2 separate regions of the Mus musculus genome follow, and region 2 is linked to region 1. The links are chromatin loops, found by intact Hi-C in ENCODE. Cell type or tissue: left cerebral cortex. All regions are shown on one strand.

What was found. Peaks named below come from ENCODE experiments on the same cell type or tissue, not always from the same donor. Only the 100,000 strongest peaks of a DNase experiment are listed, where the experiment ranks them.
Region 2: a loop joins it to region 1, with 2.7 times the contacts of the local background. A loop is called at or near these places in 4 of 42 quality-filtered maps.

The regions. Positions count from the first base shown.
Region 1 is chr14:52,005,906-52,013,905 of GRCm38, forward strand. Arhgef40 (Rho guanine nucleotide exchange factor (GEF) 40) reads left to right here. Exons shown (of 24, transcript NM_198249.4): 24 at 1-342. Zfp219 (zinc finger protein 219) reads right to left here. Exons shown (of 5, transcript NM_027248.2): 2 at 4,065-4,153; 3 at 2,323-3,757; 4 at 1,459-1,590; 5 at 172-1,242. The coding sequence starts at 4,070. The coding sequence ends at 635. Among named protein-coding and RNA genes, the nearest start is that of Tmem253, 7.0 kb to the right of the region's middle. In left cerebral cortex, CTCF peaks have their summits at 551 (motif pointing left) and 3,115 (motif pointing right); DNase peaks (open chromatin) are centred at 549, 3,143, 4,683, 4,996 and 3 more places; H3K4me3 peaks cover 632 bases; H3K27ac peaks cover 2,682 bases.
Region 2 is chr14:51,079,133-51,087,132 of GRCm38, forward strand. n-TLtag2 (a tRNA gene) reads right to left here and starts at 3,779; the gene lies at 3,698-3,779. In left cerebral cortex, no CTCF peak of the experiment used is centred here; DNase peaks (open chromatin) are centred at 3,737 and 4,154; H3K4me3 peaks cover 1,528 bases; H3K27ac peaks cover 568 bases.

The DNA of each region.
Region 1 (8,000 bases):
GCACTTATCTATGATGTCCTCGGGCCTCAGTGCAAGAGAGGCCACGGCTATTTATTACAAACGCTAGCTTTAGGGCCTCATCCAGAGTTACTGAATCAAAGATTTGCATCCTTATCGACCTCGTTGATAACGAAGTGCCCAGGAGGAGTGAAACACAGGCAGACACACACAGGGCCTTGTGCCTCAAGACACCTGTTTATTGGGGACATGACTCTTCAACAGGGATGACAGGAATCGTACCAAAAATAGCAACGTCTACAAGGGCCCCTGATAGGGCTAGAAGGGTACAGTGCCCCCCACCCCCACCCCTTATACAAAAATAAACTCTCATGCCTATGGACCAGCAGGAACTGGCAGAGCGGCTCCTTAACAGGAACACATCCTCTACCAGCCCGAGGACCCCGTTCTTTGACCCTCACCTCTGCCACTTCTAAGGCACTGTGACTCCTCTGGGCTGGGTGGGTGCTGCTAGCCCACTCTCCTCCACCCACTGCCCACTTTACCTCTTGGTCCACCTTGGGCTGGGATACGGGTCCCACACTGCTCCCTGCTGGCTGCTCTACCCAACTACCTCTAGCACTTCCCCGCTCCTGCGGGGTAAGCTTACTAAGCTAATCACTCCTAAGAGGGCTCCCTACCGTTCTTGCCCCCCAAGACCTGCCTCTCCGGATCTAGACAGCCCTGGGCTGCCCTCCTCTTCTAGTGGAGGACTGGGAGGGGTCTCTCCTGATGGTGCCCGGACATAGGTTGGAGACGTGTCGGCTCGGGGCTGCCGGCGGCCCCGAGCACGACGGCTATGGTGTACTTGCAGATGCAAGGCCATGAGCTCAGGAGCTCCAGTGGCAAAGGGGCAGAAGAGGCAGCGGTGAAGGGCACCCCCTGCCCCGGCCTCACCTCCCGGGCCCGCCCGTAGGGACAGGTCCAGGGGTTCGGCTTCACCACCTCGCCCGTTTCGCAGGGTCCTCCCAGGGCTAGCAGGCTTCCTACGGGACCCTGGTCCGGTGCTGCTCGAAGGAGGCCGGGTACTTGCAGTGCCCTCTACCCAGGTGGCTGAGGCCTGAGTTGGCTTGGCTCCTGACTGCGGCTGCAGTGAGCCCCGCTGGGAAGGTGGCGGGGGTTCTGGGGGAGGCCCAGGACCCGCACTGCTCCTCTGCTCTCGGTGGTGACGCTGAAGGTGATACTTGAGCGAGCCCGACTGGGTACCTGCATAGTCGCAGTGTGGACACTTGTAGGGACGCTCACCTGGGAAGAGTAGGTCACGGGATCACTACCACTCGCACACCCACATGTATTTTGCTCAATTTACAAACTTCATCCCAAGGAGCAAACGCTGACTCCCCGCGAGGTGATTTAGATGATCTTTCCAACCTGAAGGGTGGCCAGCAGAACCTCCAGCCTTCTGGCTGCTCTTACCTTTCTTCCTCCTAGACCCTCCCCTATGCAGAAAGCCTCCCTCACCTGTGTGCACACGGAGATGCACTTTTAAGTGATGCGCCGAGCGGAAAGATTTTCCACAGAAGGGGCAGTCCTTGCCAGTGGCCCCACGGCCCGCTTCAGATCGTGTCCCTCCAACCAGCAGCCCGTTTTCTTCTGCAACACGTTAAAAGGAAGATATAGGGTCTCGCTGCCTTGTCCCAATCAGGTACCCATTATACCCACCATCCCTTTGGGCTCAAAAGGAAAGAGGTTTGGGGGAACATAGATTTGTTAAAGAGTTAATACCCTTAGGAAACCACAAAACTTCCAGTAAGAAAAAGGGAGCCGGGCGTGGTGGCGCACACCTTTAATCACAGCACTTGGGAGGCAGAGGCAGGTGAATTTCTGAGTTCAAGGCCAGCCTGGTCTACAGAGTGAGTTCCAGGACAGCCAGGGCTACACAGAGAAACCCTGTCTCAAAAAAAAAAAAAAAAAAGAAAGAAAGAAAGAAAGAAAGAAAGAAAGAAAGAAAGAAAGAAAGAAAGAAAGAAAGAAAGAAAGAAAGAAAGAAAGAAAAAGGGAGTACGGGGACAGAAGCCCAGGAGAAAGAAAGAAAGAAAGAAAGAAAGAAAGAAAGAAAGAAAGAAAGAAAGAAAGAAAGAAAGAAAGAAAGAAAGGAAGGAAGGAAGGAAGGAAGGAAGGAAGGAAGGAAGAAAGAAAGAAAGAAAGAAAGAAAGAAAGAAAGAAAGAAAGAAAGAAAGAAAGAAAGAAAGAAAGAAAGAAAGAAAGAGGGAGTACGGGGACAGAAGCCCAGGAGAAATCGAAGCAAGTCTTCTGAAAAGGCGTGTGGGACAAAGTTTCGAGGACCAAATGCCACAACCCCCCAAGAAAATAGTGTGTACATACCTTGGGTGGCCGTGGATCTCGCCTGGGTCCCCGCGGCAGGTGCAGGCTGTCCTGACCCCTCACCTGGGTTGGGGTGCAGGGAAGTCAGAGAGCCCAGCGACCTGCCTCGGGCCCAGCTCTCCTCTTCAGCCTCCACCACTTCTTCTTCCTCTTCTGGTTCCTCTGTACGGTGTCGCCGAGCCCGGTTGGGAAGAGCTGAAGGCAGTGGGCGGAACCCTCCATAGCTTCGGCCACCTCCAGGGTCAGCACCCTCACCATTGGGTCGTACTTCCCCAGCTCGTACACTCAGGTAGCCTAAGAGGCTTGGGGGCTCTCGGCGCTCAGCCGGAGCGGGTGCTGGGGCCAGGAGGAGTGCAGGGCCCAGTGGCTCATATGCCAGTAGGCTCAGGTCGGGAGGCTGAGGGGCCCTGGCAGGTGCAGAGCCAGGGCCTGGAGCACGCAAAGGACCCAGCTTGCTGGTGTGCACCTTCATGTGGTTCTTAAGGAACCAGGGCTCCTTGAAGCAGCGACCACATACGGGGCACGCATGATCAAAGGAGGCCTTGTGCTTGCGCATGTGACCCTTGAGAAACCAGGACTGTGTAAAGCTCTGGCCGCACACCTGGCAACGGAATTCAGGTGGCGCAGGGGGCTCCTCCGGAGGTGCAGGAGTTGGGGCAGGGTTTGCCTCCCGGTCAGGCTCTGGCCTAGGTTCAGGCTCAGGCTCAGGCTCAAGGGCAGATCTGGGTTCTTGCTGGGGTGGAGGCGGGGGTTCAGGCGTAGATGTAGCCGCCAGGGGGCGCTCGGAAGCCCCGTGGGCCGTCAGACTGTGGTGCAGCAACTCCTCCTCCTGGCTGGAGCCAAAACTGCACAAGCTGCACTTCCAGGGCCTGTGCAGGATATGCAGGTGGCGTTCCCGCTCCGCTGAGGTGCGAAACTTGCCTTTGCAGAAAGGGCAACGGAAGGCAGATGAGGAAGGGACCTGAGGGCGAGCCAGGCCCTCTGCGGCAGGGCTGGACTGCATGCCGCCTGAGCTTCTGGCTCTCCCGAGTCGGGCTTCGCGAAGCAGGGCGCGTTCCTCCAACTCCAGCAACAGCCGTGCAGCAGGGCTGCGTGGACGCTCCGGCTGGTGCGTTCGGAGGTGTGAGCGCAGCAGAGCCCGCTGCGCTGCGCGGTGGCCGCAATGTGGGCACTGGAAGGCTTGGGCGCCCGGGTGGGCTCTCAGGTGCAAAGCCAAGATGGAATTGAATCGGAAGCGCTTTCCGCACACAGGACAAGGGAAGCGCCGTTCGCCTGCACGAGTCTCAGACCAACCCACTGCTCCCATCCCAGGCGAGCCGGGTCCTGGAGTCCCACTGACACCTGGTCCGTTGGAGTAGCGCTGCAGATCCAGCTCGCCGTCGAAGGCTGGTGGGGAAGGCTCTAGGTGGCCGACCAGGATGCGGGGACGTGAGCCCTGTGGGGAAAGATGCACGTAGAGGACAGGGTGGAAAAGACCACCCTGTAGAATGTAGAAAAATGCAAAGGCACGAAGAACAGTAAGAAGAGTGTGTATGGAGGTTGGGAGATTGGGACCTAACCTAGGTACCTTGATACCTCTCACCTCCAGAAACTGTGGGATGAGTGGAAGTTGGACACCGGGGCCAAGTTAATAACGTATGCTACTATAATACGAAGTTTAAAAAACAAAGAAACAAAAAAGGAGGCAGGAGAGGGTGTCCCGCTGAAGGCACTTTGCAGGTCAAGGACAGAACTTCACTCACCTCCATGGACCCCCTTCACATTCTTTGGTTCTGAGGATTGGAAGGAGGAAGAAGAAAAGCTGCTAATGAAGGCAACAGGTGCGGAGGTGCTAAAACAAGACAGAGCGATTGGAGGAAAGATGAGCCCTGGCTTTTGGCAGTAGAGTCACCCCACTTAGCAGCCTGTATCCTTGAAACCCATCCCTTCTTCCTATTGTGATCTTGGGGTATTCCAGCCTTCTTATTTGCTGTCCTCAAAACTTGCATCCCTTCATCTGCCAACTTGTATGATAAATACAGACTTCCTCCCCCAAATGATGTTTTAAACACCTAGTCCAGAACCGCCGCCGCCACCACACACACACACACACACACACACACACACACACAATGTGGGAGGCCATCATAGTATACCCCTCTTCCACTCGCGTTGGGCTGTGCCCCTGGATAAACAAATGTGGAGGGCTAGCCATACTCCTGTTATCCAAATGGTACTAGCTCCTCTCAGACCAGGGCCAGCCAGCCAGAAGCCCTCCAGGTTCCTCCTCCTAGCTTCTGCCGGCACCCAGTCTTCTGGTCTTCCTCCTCCCCCTCCCCCTTCCTGGATTCCTGATCCATTCATTTCCATTCATTACAGAGACTCATTCATGCATGGGAGAGAAACACCTCCCAGCAGCAGAGTCTGGAGACAGAGGGGGAGGGGCGTGAAGGGAGAGCCAGCTACAGAGGGAATGAAGAGAGTTGGGGGGAGGCCTGGAAGTTAAGGGGCACTACCAGTCTAGGGAAGGGGTTAAAAACTGCAAATCCCATTTAGGTTTCACCCCGTTTCAAACCTTGGAGCCTGTGGTTTGACGGGGCATCTCAGCCCCTTTGTCCAGAGCTGCTCCGAAGCGGGCTTTCCTCCTCTCTGCAGGGGAGAGGCTTCCTCACACAAGAGGAGGATTACACTGGCTCTGAGCTCAAGAGGCTGGAGTGAGGGATGGGGGGCGGGGCCTTGCCATCTGCACAGATAGGGGATCCACACAAGCTCGGAGCAGGAAGGGGTTAAAATTCTCCATCTAAAATTCCCTACCCGTGACAAGTGTAGCACAGGGCTGGGAAGGACAGAGTTGAGGAAGAGGAAGGCAATGGGAGGTTTCCCTGCTATTTAACTGCTGACAAGGTCATGGAATTTAGGCTTCAGTGGATGACCAGAAGTCATCTAATCTACCTTCCTCCTTCCATAGAGAATTGTATCTTGCTCAGGCTAGATGAACTTGGGCCTAGCTTCTTTTTTTAAACCTCAAACATAATAAATACTCAATAAAAAACTTCCTTACAATGAGACTCATGAAACTGAAATGGGTTACTAAGAAAAATTAAGAGGACCCAAGCATTACTTTACTTACAGATTTGAAGAGTACTGGGCCAGGAGTCAGCCCTACCTATCAGCAAAGAAAACACTGGGGGTCCAAAGCTTTTTTAATTTTCAACATTTAGTGGAGGGGGGCAAGGCTTTATGAAGGGGCAAACCCTTGTCACATGCGGAATCTGACTTTTGAGAGTCAAAATAAGCAAGATGTCCTGCTCAAACATCAGTAGAAAACCAATGCCGCTTAATGTGTGTGCTTCTATGGGTCCAAATTCAGGCATCCTTTCCTGGCCTATGAGTCCTCCAAATGAGGCTGTTACTGGGACCAACAGCCTTAGCAGGCTCACTGACAATTGCATAAAGGAGTTAGAATAGAACTAAGGAGTAGAGGCTACTGCAAGCCTAGGCCTTACAGCCTCCAGTAATCAGTTATCCTGTGGGTTCACCTTCTGTGAAACGAGTTGTACTGAATTTACATTTGTAGTCCCTGCCAACTTGAAAGTTGTGTGGTTTTAAGTCTCAGGACTCTTCTGGCCCCCAAGAGATGCTAAAACAAATGGCCACTCCTTCAGTACCATGGAGAGTGCAGTGGGCTACTAGAGATGGCCCTCTGGCTACCTCAGTACCACAGATAGAGCTAGGAAGTGCTAGAGAGGCCACATTGGCCATTTTAGAACCAGAAAGAGGACACAGAAACTAGTGGAGATTATATATATATATATTCATATTCACATCTGGAACCTATGCAGGGGTTTCAGAGAAACTATGGAGGGGTATCTACCAGAAGGATTACTGTGGCCTTTTTGATGTCATTGAAAATAGAAAATACGCACACCTAGAAAAATTTTAATTAGCTATACAGAATGTCATAACAGTTACAGTTTGTACATCCTGGAATGAGTTACTGAGGCATCGTATTGGAGTCCATCACATTCTGTTGCTTTCCTGGGGATTCCCGGAACATCCTGGTGTACAGCCAATCTGGTATATTCAGAGGAAGCAGATGGCTGGGAGGGGTGTGTGTGTGAATACTGCATGGTCATAGCTGACTAACCTATGGGCACATATTCTGATTCTGAGAAGATTCTCGGGTCTCTAAAATTGCCTGTAAAACACTAAGCAAAATGTGTCCTAGAAAAATGGCCTAATATCTGAGGCAAAAAGAGGAGAAAAAAGGCAGGTCTTCCTCACCAGAACAAGGACCCCCACACTTCTGCATGTAGCAGTTTCCAGGGTGGAAAGCAGAGACGCATTAGAAGGTACAAATGGATTTCTCCTCAGGGGAAGTTCCCCAGAAGGCGGCCTAAAATCAGTAAAAATCCACCGAGACCTCCTAGGCCCAGTCAAGATGGCTTCCGTCATTTCTACATCAAACCAGGTCTCGGGCACCAGAGCTCATAAATTGCTCTCAATAAGGGAGTTCCAACAGAGACGGAGTCTGTGACCTGGTTTGGAACCTAAGTCAGACATGTATTGTCTGTGGACAATCCTCACATTTTTCTATACTCAAGGCTTAAAACACCACCTCTGAGCCTTGGCCAGAGAGTGGTACTGACCTACTTTCCACACACAGTGGGAATCAAGGGTTACCTTGTTCCTGTTTGTATTTTTGCAGGGATGCAGGACCAGTGTTACAAATTAGAAATATTTCCAAAGCAACAGGCCAATTACTTTCACAGACTAGGAGAGCCGATGCAGAAGTGGTAAGTGCAAATCCTACTGAGAATGAATGGATGGTGAAAAGACGTACGTACGGAAGAATCCATCAAATAAAGGACTGAGAAAGCTGCCCCTCCCACCCCAAATCTTGTGATTCGAAGATTTTTAAGGTCAAGTATTCAGTAAAAAAGATCAGAGTCTCTGGGGCCTAGCAGTAATTAGGCCTCTGTCTCTGGCCATCCCCAACATATGATTTCTTTCCCCCTCTCGTCGGCAATCTCCCCTCTCCTAAATCAGCTAACAAATACGAACCCCAGTGCTAGATGAGAGTAAATGGAAAGGGGGCTTATTAGATAGTCCAGAGTCAAGACCACCTGGAGAACACACACAAGAGAACAACTCACTTGTAAGGTCTCTCCATGGCTCTCTGAACCTGGATGCTCTGAGAGCTGTTTCAAATCCACATTACACTGAACCTGGACACCTTTTAAAATGAGTTCTTGGGGAAAGGACTGGGGGGGGAGGGGTGCGGGGGGGAACAGCATGAAATTTCAGTTATTGGCTCCCATAGTAACTATGAAGAGGTGAGAGGGAGGTACAATACACACACACACACACACACACACACACACACACACACAATCTTATCCTAGACCCATGTTCTAGCATGTCCTAACTTGACCCCATTCTGAAAGTTCTGAGGAGCCTGGGATTGGGGAGTAAGGAGGACATGTATACAGCCTTAAGTCTCTTTAACTAGAGCTGGCCCTAAAAAGTCAGTGTTAGTGCCTGTATGAGCCTCAGTTCTCAGGCTGAGAGGTGGGTAGGAGATGATCTGGGAAAATACCCCTCTCAAAAACTGGTACGCAAGCAGAGCAGGACCTGTGATCTCACACGAGAGACTCCACCAGCACACCTCACACTCCACCCGTGGAAAATAAACCAGG
Region 2 (8,000 bases), 930 kb before region 1:
TATGGTTTCTAGCTTTGTGTTTTTATGGCTGTGTGTGTGTGTGTGTACATACATGTACAAGCCATAGTGCATACATGGAGCCCATAGGACAACCTTATGTCAGTCCTAGCCTTCCACCTTGTTGGAGGCAGGATTTCTCATTTGTTCTTCAAGCTCTTTTCTGTTTCTGCCTCCCATCTCATTCCAGAACTGCTGGGACTGCAGAGAGGTGATGTCATTTCACAGACAGGTGATGGCATTTCCAGCTTTACTCAGTCCTAGAGATCCAAATACAAGTCTCATATTTGCATGACAGTGCTTTGCTACTGAATACTTCTCCAGTTCTGACACAGACTTTAAACACACCACTAGCTTGCTTCCTCCAACCCAAAGCTAAGACTGTTCAGATAGCAACTGAGGCTATAACGGAGATTTCCCTGTTTGACACAACTTACCTTCCTGGTGTTTCCACCAGTGAACTTAATAATTATCTTGAAATCAACTTTCTTTGTTCTGTTGCTATAAAAACTCCACTCAACCCTTTTGTTTGGTTGGTTGTTTGGTGTTTTGTTTGTTTGTTTGTGAAGTAGGGTCTCTCTCTGCAGCCCTAAACATCAATGGGTAGAACAAACAGGCTAAAAACTTACAGAAATCTACCTGCCTCTCCCTCCCAAGTGCTGGGATTAATGGTGGGTACCACCACACCTGGCCTGGAGGCTTGTAGCCTTTTGAAGGCTACAGAATACCAGGACGATGCTGAGGCAGGGGGATTTGCTTGGCCTGACAGTGACACTGCTTTCCTTCAACAGTGGGATTCTTGGCTTGATGTAGGTGCCACATATTAGCATTGAGAGGAGCAGCTTGGGAAAAAAGGAAGGCTCACGTGGCATCCTACTCCAAAGGGAAATGGCCCCTCCCATTTCACAAATATCCAAAAGCTGTGCTCCTATGAAAGAGGTTCCCTTCTGAGTCCTTTGTCATGGCCAGTTCCATCTGGACACCATATAGCACTCCATCTTCTCAGAGGCCACCCCTCTCCTGATCTTGGCACTGCTCTTCTCCTCCTGCAAGAAGGAGGCCTCGTCATCTTCCAGCTGGGGTCCACTACTACCTGGGAGCAAAAGCCAGCAAGAGCTCCCACCTACAGGGGCTTGTGAGAAGGATGAGGGTTTAGATGGCTCTCCAGGAACGCAGTTACTGTCCAATCTAGCTTGGCTTACTCGCTCGATAGCCCCCATCCTCCCAGGCGGGTGGGGGTGGGGTGGGGAGGATCCAGGGGCCATATAACCCCCACCGCGACTCAGAGACTATTTAGTGGATTCCCAGCTTAGAGCACCACCCAACCCAGGTCGGGTTGTTTGCCATAAAGTTGCTAGTTTTGCTTTCTTTCTGTTTTCTCTAGACATTCCATGTTGTTGTTGTTCATTCCCCAGGATAAGCTCAGAGAAACCTTTGACAACCACTCGCAAGCCCTTCCCAAGACTGAAAGGGAAACAACGTGGAGAAGTGGGGGAAGGGAAGGAAAAGTGAAGGAATCAGAGAGACAGACCCACAACCAAAGGATAAAGGTGGGAAGGAAGGAGTGGGGAGAACAGGGTAGAAAGAGAGGGAAAGAGAGGGACAGGTGTATGTGGAGGAAGAGAGACAGGGAGAGGGAAAGACAGAGGCAGGGAAAGAAGTTGAATGTAAGAAAATGAAAATAATAGAGAGTTGGATGGAAGGAAAAGAGGAGGGTGACTGGAGGGGGATGGGGGAGGGAGATTGGAGGGGGTGATGGAGGAGAGGGTACCTGGAGGGGGTGTTGGAGGAGGGTTACCTGAGTTAATGAGAGGTTGAAGTTAAAACGGGCTCAGGAAGATGAACTTGAGAATAGCTAAGAGAAACACAAAGTACCTGGGGTAGGAGAGAAAGAGAGAGAGACAGACAAGGATATGCTTAGAAGACAGGGAGAAAGAAACATGGGTCTTAATCCTGTGTTGATCACCTTTTGGTTGATATTGCAATGTATGTAACTGCATTACCGAGGCAACTTGTAGAGTGGAGATTGCATATGGGCTTATGGTTGCAGAGGGATGAAAGTCCATTAGGGCGGGGAACCATGGGAACAAATCATGACCACACCCTCAGCTGTCCCAGAATGCAGAGAGCATAACAGGAAGAGGGTGAACTGGGAGTGCACAAAGCCTCCAGGTGACACACTTTCTCCAGCAAGCTTGCCCCACCTCTCCAAACAGTGTCACCAACTGGTCACCAAGGGTTCAAATACTGGAGCCTGTGGTGGTCATTTCTCATTCAAGACACCACATGGCAGTCTGTCAGTCTGGTTACTGTAAATTTGAGGCCAATTTGAACTGTTCAGTGACTACTGTGTTGGGTTTGGCTATAGAATCATATTCTAAAACTCATAAAACCAACAGTAAGTGTGGAGCAGAGACTGAAGGAATGACCATCCAGACACTGCCCCACCTGGGGATCCATCCCATATACAGTCATCAAACCCAGACACTATTGTGGATGTCAACAAGTGCTGGCTGACAGGAGCCTGATATAGCTGTCTCCTTAGGGGCTCTACCAGTGTCTGACAAATACAGAAGTGGATGCTCTCAGCCAACCTTTCATTTGGACTGAGCACGGGCTCCTCAGTTGGAGAAAGGACTGAAGAATCTGAAGGGATTAGGACAACAATATCAACCAACCAGACCCCCAGAGCTCCCAGGAACTAAACCACCAACCAAAGAGCACACATGGAGGGACCCATGGCTCCAGCTGCATATGTAGCAGAAGATGGTCTTGTCGGGCATCAGTGGGAAGAGAAGCCCCTGGTCCTGTGAAGACTCAATGCCCATTGTAGAGGAATGCTAGGGCAGTGAGGTGGGAGTGGATGGGTGGATGGGTGGGTGGGGGAGCACCCTCATAGAAGCAGGGTAAGGAGAGATGGGATAGGGGGTTTGCAGAGGGGAAATCTGGAAAGGGAATAACATTTGAAATGTAAATAAATAAAATATCCAGTAAAAAAAAAAACAATAAAATAAAAAGATAAAGACCAAAATGGCTCTTCAAGGTCCCATTTGACAATATTTGGAGACCGTTTATTTATTTTATTTTATTTTTTGTTTGTTTTTAACCTTTGGTTAGCAAAGGCACCATGAGAGAAGGTTTCTTTAAAAGACCTCAAATTCTGGCAATGAATGATGGGCCAAGGCTGTTGTCTCAGCAGTGGAAGATGCAGGCAGGAGGCTCAGGAGTCATCTTCAGTTACACATTAAGTTCCAGACCAGCCTGAGACTCTGCCTGAAAACAAAGCAAAACAAACAAATGGCCCCAAACAAGCAAACAGAGAAATGGTGCCGTCTCTGACTTCAAATCTGTCCTAGGACATTTGGTTCTGGTCTTAGTTTGGCTCAGTTCTTTTATATCACTTCCTAGTGGTTTGTGCAGAAATAGAGGACGATGAAGACAGAGATGCGAAATGCAGGTGACACTGTCATAAAATTTCGTTCAGAGGCAGGCAAGAGCCAACAGAGTTTCAGTTCTGTAATGCCTCCTATCTTAGGGTCTGACCACCACAGAGAGTGTACAGATTACATCCGGAGCATCCGCGGTCAGCTTGAGTCCTTTTCTGGTCACAGACATAGTCTAGAGGCAGGTGCTCAGAAAATACATATTATACCAAAGAAAGAATGAAGACGAAGTAAATCAGTCTTGGGAAAGAAAACACTGGCAGTGGTGGGATTCGAACCCACGCCTCCGAAGAGACTGGAGCCTAAATCCAGCGCCTTAGACCGCTCGGCCACACTACCAAGCTGTCTGCGCATTTCTGTATACACTAACTATTTACTTGATTCCATTTCTCTTTAAACTGCAATCTGAAACCCAGATTTAAAGGACATCCCCCCCCCCCCCCCCAGCGCTAGAGTGAGCGGATTACACGAACTACCCTCCCGAGGTGGGTCCTGCAACCAACCCTTCTGGTCGCACCCCAGAGAGGGCTGTCTGCAGACTGATCAATTCCTCTGCTGAAGTTTGTCCAGTGTGTCACCAGCCGCTGCAGACGCGTTGTGCACTGCGTAGAAGCCGAGATGGCCGGCGCCCGCGGGAGATGACAGAGACGCTCTTCCCTAGGGGCTCATGCAGACTGAGTGAACCGGGGTGGGCGCTGCTGGAGGCATCCAGGATTCTAAGGTGTCAGCATGATCTGGTCTCCACTCGCCCTAGTACCATACCCCCTTCCCCGCGCTAGAGGCTTACAGGTCTGCGACCTGTAGAATCAGGAGCTGTGACGCATGATTTCGGGAAGAGTGACCACACCGCAGTTGTAGTTCATTAGAGCTTTTGGCATGGGACCCACCAAACACGGGCCTACGTGATCCTTGCGCAGGAAAGGAAGTCCCCTGGCTCCTGATCACAGCTGGTGTAAATCACAGGACATCGCTTTGGTGATCTGACCCTTTTGTTTGTGTGTGTAGCAGTAGCTGAAAACTGAACCCATTACTGCTACCTAGAAAAACTGGTGACTATTTCAGCAAAAAGATTGGGATTGGGAAATATTTGAACGAGATTTGCATCTTTAAACGGAAATTGTGTTTTCCTGGTAATATTCAAATCACATCTTCCATTTGACCAAATTCCGTACACTTGGGGGAAATCTCCACAACCAGGCAGTAAGCGGGGAGGCTGTATATGTTCCTGATCCTTGCTTACCTCTTTTGCAAACAGTGCAAAGTTGAAGCCACCCAGACCTAGCCCAGCTCTGTTATTTTCTTGGGGGGGTCATGATCCGGCTCTTTTTCTCCACCTATTAAATAACTAAAAGGTAGGGGAAATCTCTGACGCAGCAGGCAGCAACAGGTATTTTGAAGAAGTTAGTGAGCACATGTGCATTCACACAGGGGCGGGGTGAGGGAGCGCACGCATACAGAAAGACACCCCCCCCACCCCCCTCCACACAAAGTGGAAATGGGAACCAGAAAATGAAATGTGTTTTCCCCTGGACGGTTTAAGTTTGTTTTTGGTGGCATAGAATGGGACCTCTCCACTCGTTTTGGATTGATCAGGCTAAACAAAGGAGGGAGGGTGCTGCTGACAGTCAGACCAGGAACGTCAGGGAATCTAAACTGGCCCTAAATGAACCTATCTGAGGATGAGGAGGAAACTGAGTTTACCTTCTTTATCTGTGCTCCCTTGCCACATCTGTCTCCCTATCAGGGATCTGTCTAGCTCCTGGCCCCTCACTTCCTTAAGGCTAGAAAACCGTTTCTCTTTCTGAATCTGTCGCTCTTCTCAGAAGAGATTTTACTCTCCTTGTGTATAGGGAATGTCTTGCTCTTTGAAACCAAGAACGGAGAAATATCCAGTTCAGAGATTCCCCAGAGTGTCTAACTTTAAAAAATTATATTTTTATTTATGGATACATATGTGAGCATGCAGGAATACGTGCATTACCTGTGAGCAGGAGCCCTCAGAAGCCAAAAGAGGTCACTGGGTTACCAGAAGCTGGAGTTAGGAGCAGTTGTGAGCCACCAGATGAATGCTGGGACCTGGGTCCTCAGCAAGAGCAGTAAGTGCTCTTAACTGATGTGCCATCTCTCTAGCCAAGAGCACAGACCTCTCAGGAGTGATAACTTAGTGGATGACATATGAAATTTTAACTTCTTTTAAATTTTTAGTTTTGGGGCATTTGAGATGGCTTGGGGAGCCTTTACTTCGCTTGCTTACCAGACAGTCTTGAGTTTTGGTCCCCGAATTCATGTAAATAAAGGTGGAAGGAAAACTGACTCCTCAAAGTTGTTCTTTGAATTCCACAAATATATGAGACAGACACATCAACAACAACAATAAATAATAAAAGACAAATCTAGTTGGCGGTGGCAAAATGGCTTAGTGCAGCAAGCCATCTTTTTATCTCCAGAACTCACATGGTGAAAGGGCCTCTGACTCCGTGTTCCAGCTGTGGCTGTAGCATTCGATGTGTCCCCCCACACCCCTTAGTAGATAAATGTTTTAGAAATAAAAAATTGTAAAGCCAGGTGTAATGGGGGTGGGGAAGGGAGAGGCAAAGGCAGGAAGATTTCTGTTGAGTTCCAAGACAGCCAGAACTACATAAAGACCCACCTAAAAAGCACTTAGCTCAGCACTCCATTGCCTGAGTGACTCAACTAGTTCAGCACTCTATCGCCTTCATTTCCAGGGCAATCAGGTTTCCCCTTCTGTCTTCCACCTGCACTAGGCATGCAGGTGGTGCACAAACCTACATGTAGACAAAACATCCACACATAAAACAAGCAATTTTAAAAAGTGAAAGTAACCTATTAAAAAGTTAGTTTTTACTACTGACTGATGGAGAACGTGCCTTGCTGTGTGCCCCTGGCTGGCCTTGATCTCAGGTTCCTTAGAGCTAAGATCCTACGGCCAGATTTACCAGTAGAAGCTACTACTCCCAGTTTAACTTTTATTATCTTGTTTTATTTGTCTTTGTAATGCTGGAAATTGAACCCAAGACTTTGCCGTTCCAGAAAGAGCGCTGCTATACTCGCAGACTTACTTAATATGATCTTACCATGACCTTAGTTCATGGACTGTAAACACAGATATAGTGTGTACTCAACAATGCCTGAATGTGCTCCATGCATTTCTTAGTTAGGGTTTTACTGCTGTGGACAGACACCATGACCAAGGCCGGAAATAGAACTTTTTTTTTGTTTTTTGTTTGTTTGTTTTTGTTTTGTTTTGTTTTTCCGAGACAGGGTTTCTCTGTAGAGCCCTGGCTGTCCTGGAATTCACTTTGTAGACCATGTTGTCCTCGAACTCAGAAATCCACCTGCTTCTGCCTCCCAAGTGCTGGGATTAAAGGCATGCACCACCGCACCCGGCTGCAAACATGTACACCCACCAAGGGCAACTCTTATAAGAACATTTAACTGGGGCTGGCTTACAGGTCAGAGGTTCAGTACATTATCATCAAGGTGGGAGCAGGGAGGCATGGTGTAGGAGGAGCTGAGAGATCTACATCTGAGTGCTGCTAGAAAAATAATGACTTCCAGGCAGCTAGGACAAGGATCTTAAAACCCATGCCCACAGTGACAGGCCTACTCCAGCAAGGCCACACCTACTCCAACAGGGCTACACCTTCTTATAGTGCCACTCCCTGGGCTGAGCACATACAAACCACCACACTGCACCTCCTGTTTCTCCCGCCCAGACCCTGACACTGCTGCACCTCTGTCTTTTCCAGATATACTGGAAATGAAGATTTCTTCCCCTCCTTTTCTTGGATATTTTCTTTATTTATATTTCAAATGTTATCCCCTTTCCTGTTTCCCCTCTGCAAACCCTCCATATCCCCTCCCCACCTCCCCCTGCTTCTATGAGGGTGCTCCCCCTCCCACCTACTCCTACCTCCCTGCCCTGGCATTCCCCTACACCAGGGCATCGAGCCTTCATAGGACCAAGGGCCTCTCCTCCCATGGATGCCCGACAAGGCCATTCTCTGCTATATATTTGGTTGGAGCCATGGGTCCCTCCATGTGCACTCTTTGGTTGGTGGTTTAGTTCCTGGGCACTCGTGGGGGGGGGGGGGTCTGGTTGGTTGATATTGTTGTTCTTCCTATGGGGTTGCAAACCCTTTCAGATTTTTCAGTCCTTTTTCCAACTCCTCCATTGAGGACCCCGTGCTCAGTGCAATGAATGGTTGGCTCTGTATTTGTCAGGCTCTGTCAGAGCCTTTCAGGAGACAGCTATATCAGACTCCTGTCAGCAAGCACTTCTTGGCATCTGCAATAGAGTCTGGGTTTGGTTACTGTATATGGGATGGGTCCCCATGTGGGGCAGTGTCTGGATGGCCTTTACTTCAGTCACTGCTCCACACTTTGTCTCTGTATTTCCTCCTTTGAGTGTTTTGTTCCCCCTTCTAAGAAGGACCAAAGCATCCACACTTTGGCCTTTCTACTTCTTGATCTTCATGTGGTCTGTGAATTGTATCTTGGGTATTCCGAGCTTTTGGGCTCCTATCCACTTATCAGTAA